Regions from separate parts of the Homo sapiens genome. Here region 2 is linked to region 1. Evidence: chromatin contacts called from ENCODE Hi-C or POLR2A ChIA-PET data. All regions are on one chromosome and are shown on one strand. Each heading gives the region's core, a stretch centred on a gene start or an enhancer-like site at or near the end of the contact. The rest is flanking DNA. Distances are from core to core; before and after follow the strand shown. Region 1 has its middle 9.6 kb from the start of SHCBP1L. Region 2 has its middle 20 kb from the start of LAMC1.

The links. A loop is a pair of places that touch in the nucleus more often than their neighbours do. ChIA-PET counts read pairs that join two places held with the same protein, here RNA polymerase II (POLR2A). Pooled maps may share reads with other maps.
Region 2: a map of heart left ventricle shows a loop between it and region 1 (2.1-fold over the local background). The contact joins two enhancer-like sites. A Hi-C loop is called at or near these places in 10 of 168 maps with a recorded cell type or tissue (Calu3, ascending aorta, esophagus muscularis mucosa and 6 more), 1 of 37 single-sample maps with no recorded cell type and 4 of 50 pooled maps. POLR2A ChIA-PET finds 5 or more read pairs at or near these places in 4 of 52 experiments (AG04450, H1, MCF 10A and 1 more).

What each region holds. Positions count from the first base shown.
Region 1 is chr1:182,961,341-182,964,136 of GRCh38, reverse strand. No RefSeq gene overlaps it. Among named protein-coding and RNA genes, the nearest start is that of SHCBP1L, 9.6 kb to the right of the region's middle. RefSeq lists an enhancer at 1,269-1,563. Within about 2 kb of position 1,421, at least 7 of the 41 ENCODE cell types and tissues checked have a DNase peak (open chromatin) inside an H3K27ac peak, as active enhancers do; they include heart right ventricle, where a contact is called at or near this core.
Region 2 is chr1:183,002,039-183,004,834 of GRCh38, reverse strand. No RefSeq gene overlaps it. Among named protein-coding and RNA genes, the nearest start is that of LAMC1, 20 kb to the left of the region's middle. Within about 2 kb of position 1,425, at least 3 of the 41 ENCODE cell types and tissues checked have a DNase peak (open chromatin) inside an H3K27ac peak, as active enhancers do; they include heart right ventricle, where a contact is called at or near this core.

The DNA.
Region 1 (2,796 bases), core at 172-2,671:
AGATGCAGAAGTAGTATGTAAATATATTTTATTTTAAAACTTTCAAGTAATACAGAATTACATAGGGTAAAATATGAAATTGAAATTCCTCTTTTACAACCACCCCCTTCCCAATACCACTCTCCTCAAAGACTACAACTGGTACAGTTTGGTGTCTGTATGTTCTTCCATCCTTTTTCTATGCTTGAATATATGTCCAAATACAAACGTGTAATTGAAAAGAAACACAAATGGAATCATATGATACGTATTATTCTGAGAATTGCTTCTCTCCCTCCCCTTCTCTACAGTATACCTTTGGGGCCTTTTCTGAGTCAGGGCACCTAGATTGACTTCATTTTGACAATATGAATACATCATTGGTTATTTAACGATTCCACTAGTGCTAGACATGGGCTGTTTCCAGTTTTACACCACTATAAACAATGCTACAATAAATATCCTCGTATTGCATAGCATAGTGGTTAAGAGCAGGGGCGTTGGGATCCATGCATTCGAATCCTGGCTCCACCTCTTCACAGCTGTTACTTAACCTGTCCCTGCCTCAGCTTCCTCATCAATAAAATGGGGATCGCCAGGCTGTTTTTAGAGATAAATTAGTCAACGTATGTAAAGTTCTTGAACTGCACCTACCACAGTAAGTGCTAAATGCTATTATCATTATTATTAAAACTACTATAAATAAAATTTTTGTGTGCATGTGCAGCATTTCGGGGGAACTTATATCTAGAGATGGAATTGCTGGGTTGAAATTATGCACACTTAAAATTTTGAAAGTTTTTTTTTTTTAACAAGATGCCTTCCAATAAGATTTTAACTATTTCTATTTCCATCAACAGTGGTTGAGAGTGTCTGTTGTCTTCTGCCGTTGATACCCCAGTTATTATACATTTTAAGTGTCTGCTCCATTATTAGATATTTATACACTGTTCAAATTGTAGGCTAATTAGCTGATGTTATTCTTAGTGTCTTTTCCTATCAAAATTGAAACCTAAGACTTCTGATAGTTAAGACAAGTTTGGGCCATTGGCTTTTCACCAGGGTAGCTTTAGTCGGAAGTTTTAGGTTGTGTCTTGTCCATACCCAGTACTGCCTCTCCTTAGTGGAGTTCATGTGCCCTTAAACATGTATGGTGATTCTTTCTTTTTTGTGTGGTTTATGTAAAATGAAATTAAAATCATTGTTTACCTCCCAAAGAGCTGAAAACAAAAGCAGAACACAAAACAAGTATCAAGGGGTTAGTACACATTATGAAATGTTGAAGATTTAGCAGAACATCACGTCTGAGGTGAAAGAAGTGTTATATGTTACGGAAATGTGTCCGAGCTTGCCCTTTAGCAAAGTGCTGTGCTGTTGTCTTCTGAGTCAGGACTTAAAGCTATGCCTGGCTGAATGCTTCAGGCTCCACCCAGCCCTTTGGGATTGCGGGGGGGCCCTTCAATAGCCCGAAAGCTCTCTAGTGCTCTCCTCTGGTCAAAATAAGGAGGTACAGGCTTCAAAGAACTGTTGTGTTTCTTACTGCCATTGAGTATTTGTTTCCAAAGTGTTTGTTTGTTTGTTTGTTTAGTTTTTTTGTGGTTTACAAAGTTAATGTCAAAGAGTTGAGGAGGAAAAAAATTAGTGTTCTAAGAGAGAAAAATTATTTGTGAATAAATGGCCGAATGAAGTGTTCATTAATACTTATTTTTTCAATTGAGGAAAACAAAAGGAAAAAGAAATACAATTACATTTCACAGCATCCTGGTGTGCACCTCCAAAATAATACAAACCAAATCTCCACCATACAAAACTTCCAAAATACCTAAATCCCCAGTGTACTTATTTAGTGTTTTCTGACTGATGTGAGCCTTATTTATTCTTACATAGGGAAATATGAAAATAATGTGTTAGTATTAAAGACTTCCTAAAACTGTGTTACTACTAATTTATCTATGTTCTTTATAACTGAACTGTACCCTGGGAATGACTTGGTGATGGAAAAAACTTTCCTTATTTTGCAGCTGTCAAAGTCCAAGATTTTCCTTTTGACCTCCTTCAGATCTTTACTCAAACATCATCTTACGGGTGAGACCTTCCCTCTCTGCTCTGTACAAAAATTATATCCCGGGCCTACTCTCCAAAATGTCCTCATCCCTGCTCTGCCCTATCCATCTCCATATTTTTATCATTCTCCATAGCACCTAACTGTCACATAATGTGCCATAAATTTTATTTCTAAAAATTGAGATATAATTCACATACCATACGGTTCACCCATTTAAGCATACAATTCAATGGTTTCAGTTCTCAGAGTTGGGCAGTCATCATCACAATCAATTATAGTACATTCTCATCACCCCAGAAAGAAATCCTGGGCCCATTAGCAGTCAGCTCCCATTCCTTTTCAAACTCTGCCCCTCTTCCCTGGCAACCCCCAACCCCCAGCCCTAGGCAACCACTAATGTACTTTCTGTCTCTATTGATTTGCCTATTCTGGACATTTTATATAAATGGGATCATATGTTATATGGGTTTCTGTGACCTCATTTTCTGTCATTTAGCATGTTTTCAAGGTTCATCCATGTTGTAGTATGTATCAGCAGTACTTTATTCCTTTTTAAATAGCCAAATAGTATTCTACTGTATGGCTATACCACATTTTATTTATCTGTTTATCAGTTGATTGACATTTAAGTTCTTTCCACTTTATAGCTATTATAAATAATTCTGCTATGGATGTGAATGTACAAGTTTTGGGGTAGATATGTGTTTTTATTTTCTTGACAATTTTACGTAAAAAATCATGTTTATTGTCTG
Region 2 (2,796 bases), core at 176-2,675, 41 kb before region 1:
GTGTTAGATGCTAAATAAGGTGTAGTGCCTGACCTTGGGGTTAACAATACAGAATAATATCCATTATTATAGTTTTGTAAAACAAAAGGCTAAATAGAGATATGTAGGATGTTGAGTTAGGCTGGTTAGGGGAGTTTACACTGCGGTAGTGAATAAACCCCAAAGTTCAGTGACTTAACCAACAAAAGTTTATTTCTTGCTTACATGAAGCCTAATGCAGGATCAGAGGACTTCCCAGAGCAGCTCCCTACATGTGGTCTGTTTAGGCCATTTCCATCTTGTGGTTTTACCATCCCATCACAAGACCTTTACACTTGCCAAGAGAAGAGAGAGTTGGAGGGTCATGCACCAACTCTTAGGTGTTTTGGATCAGAAGTGGCGCATCTCACTTCCACTCACAGCCCTTTGACCAGAAGAAGTCACATGGCCTTACCGCACTGGAAAGGAGCTGGCAAATGTGCAGCATCAAAAGACTCTATTCAATGAGGAGCAAGAATCTCTGCCACAAATATGAAATGGGAGTAGTTAATTATTTGAGGAGTCAAGACATCTTTCAGAGAGAGAGGCCACATTTGTGCTGGGAGTAAAGGAAGCCTTAGGATTGGTCATGTAATGAAGGCAGAGGAAGGACTGCAAGTTAAAGGAACATCACATACAAAAACACTGAAATATGTAAGAGCTGGATATGCTGGAGATGTCTGGGGAATGGTGAGAAGAAACTGACAGAGTAGAGGTTTTCAGGGAAGTAGAAGAAAATAGGTGATTATACAGATTGGGGAGAGCGCAGATATGCTAAAGAGGTTGTATTCTGATCTGTAGATGAGGGTGAGCCATTGGTGGTTTTTAGGCAAATAAATAACTTTATCAGGGGCAGTAAAACCATCTAGGAGATGGTCATATAGTCCAGAGAGGTGAGAGGCTCAACCTTTAGAAGAGGCCATGGAGGTTATAACAGATGTGTTATACATGTAGATATAGTAGATATATAAGTAGATATAATAAATATATCTACTTAGATGACAGAATGGGCGAATGAGTAAAACTAAAACCAGTAGCAAAAGAGGGTGAGGGAGAAGGAGCTGTGGAGAATAAATTTGAGGTTTCTAGCTTGGTCAGTTCAATGGATGGTGAAGCCATTAACAAAGGTAGGGAAAAAAGTCACGGGAACAGACTGAAGAGTAAAAATAACTCTTTCTGCAGCTAGAAATTCAAGCCTTTTGGATCATCCTTTGTTGAAGTTTGTTTACCAAGAACGAATCTATAACTATGTTGTAATAATATTTTTCTTAAAAAAAAATCCTTGCCTACAGAAACACTGGAAGAGTAGACTTTGTTATTAGCTAAAAGCACCTCCCTTCTTTGAGTCTTAGCCCAGTTTCTCTTGCCTACTGGATCCGATGTGCTCGGAGCATGGAAGCATCTGGAGCTGCCACATTTCCTCATTCAAGCCAAAACAAGTTAACTCATCTGTGGCTTATCTAATATCCGCCCTGTAGATCTCATGGGAGGATATAGCCCTTATTACTAAAATAATGTGTAGAAAACAAAAATAGCATAAATAGAAGTTTCTGAACATAATCTTTAGAGTTGACTTTCAAAATAACTTACTTACATAAAGTTAACATAAATTAATGTTTTGTGTTTAAGTGTTGCTTGGTTTTGACAAAGTATCTTTGCTGTATTTTTTGATATTCTTATGTGCATTAATTTAACTTTGAGGAAATCTTTTTCCTTTCTTTTTTTTTGTAAAAAAAAAAACAAAAAACTCCTAGATTCTCTTTTTTCCCCTACTGACTAACTCGTAGTAAGCCACTTGACCTTTTGACAATTAAGCCGTTGATTGTGAAACATGGATAATAATGTTTAACTCTCTTACCAGAGTAGTTTTGGGACTTACTCAATCAAAAGCTCTAAAATACTATAGTGCCCCTAGGTGCAATGTATTCATAGATACTAATTATGAATAATTACTGTCATTTCTTTGAATATAATAATTTATTGAGTCTTTATATTGAGTGGTCCTCTATTATATGCTACGGGCTAAAGATAAAAAGAGAAATAATATATAGTTCCTATCTTTAAGAAATTCTCCATTTTAGTAGAAAAGAGAAGCAGTAAGATCAAAAGGTGAAAATACAGAAGCACGATTCCACAATGAATTGTCAAGTGAATCACTAGAGAAAAAAAAAGTGAAAGAGAGAAAGAAAAAAATAAACAGAAAGCTTACCTGAGCTAGCTGTTCTAAAAAACTTCAAGACTCTTGGTTGACTCTTTTCACAACTGGTTAAGTTTTAGTAATTTCCTCAGCATTCCCTTGATGGCAAGTTGTTTGAGGCAAGGCATGTTTTTCAACTTAATATCTTATTTATCACAAGGAAGTAGTTAAGAGAGTTGGTCTTGGATCCAGACTACCTGTATTTAATTACTGGTGTGTGACCTTGAGCAAGCTTCTTAGTCACTATTAATGCCTCCATTCTTTCATTTGTAAAATGGGAATACAGGTAATAACAGCAACACCTCATAGAGTGATTGAGGACTAACCAAGTTGTACATGCAAAGTACTTAAAAGTGATTGGCATTTATTTAGCATTCAGTGTTAGCTATTATTATATATTATTATCTGCCACACCTCTTAGCACAGTGGTTTTTTTGTTTGTTTTGTTTTTGTTTTTGTTTTTCTTGAGACACCGTCTGGCTCACTGCAGCCTTGACTTCCTGGACTGAAGCAATGTTTCCCCACCTAAGCCCCCCAAGTAGCTAGGACCACAGGGTGCATCACCACACTTAGTTCATTTT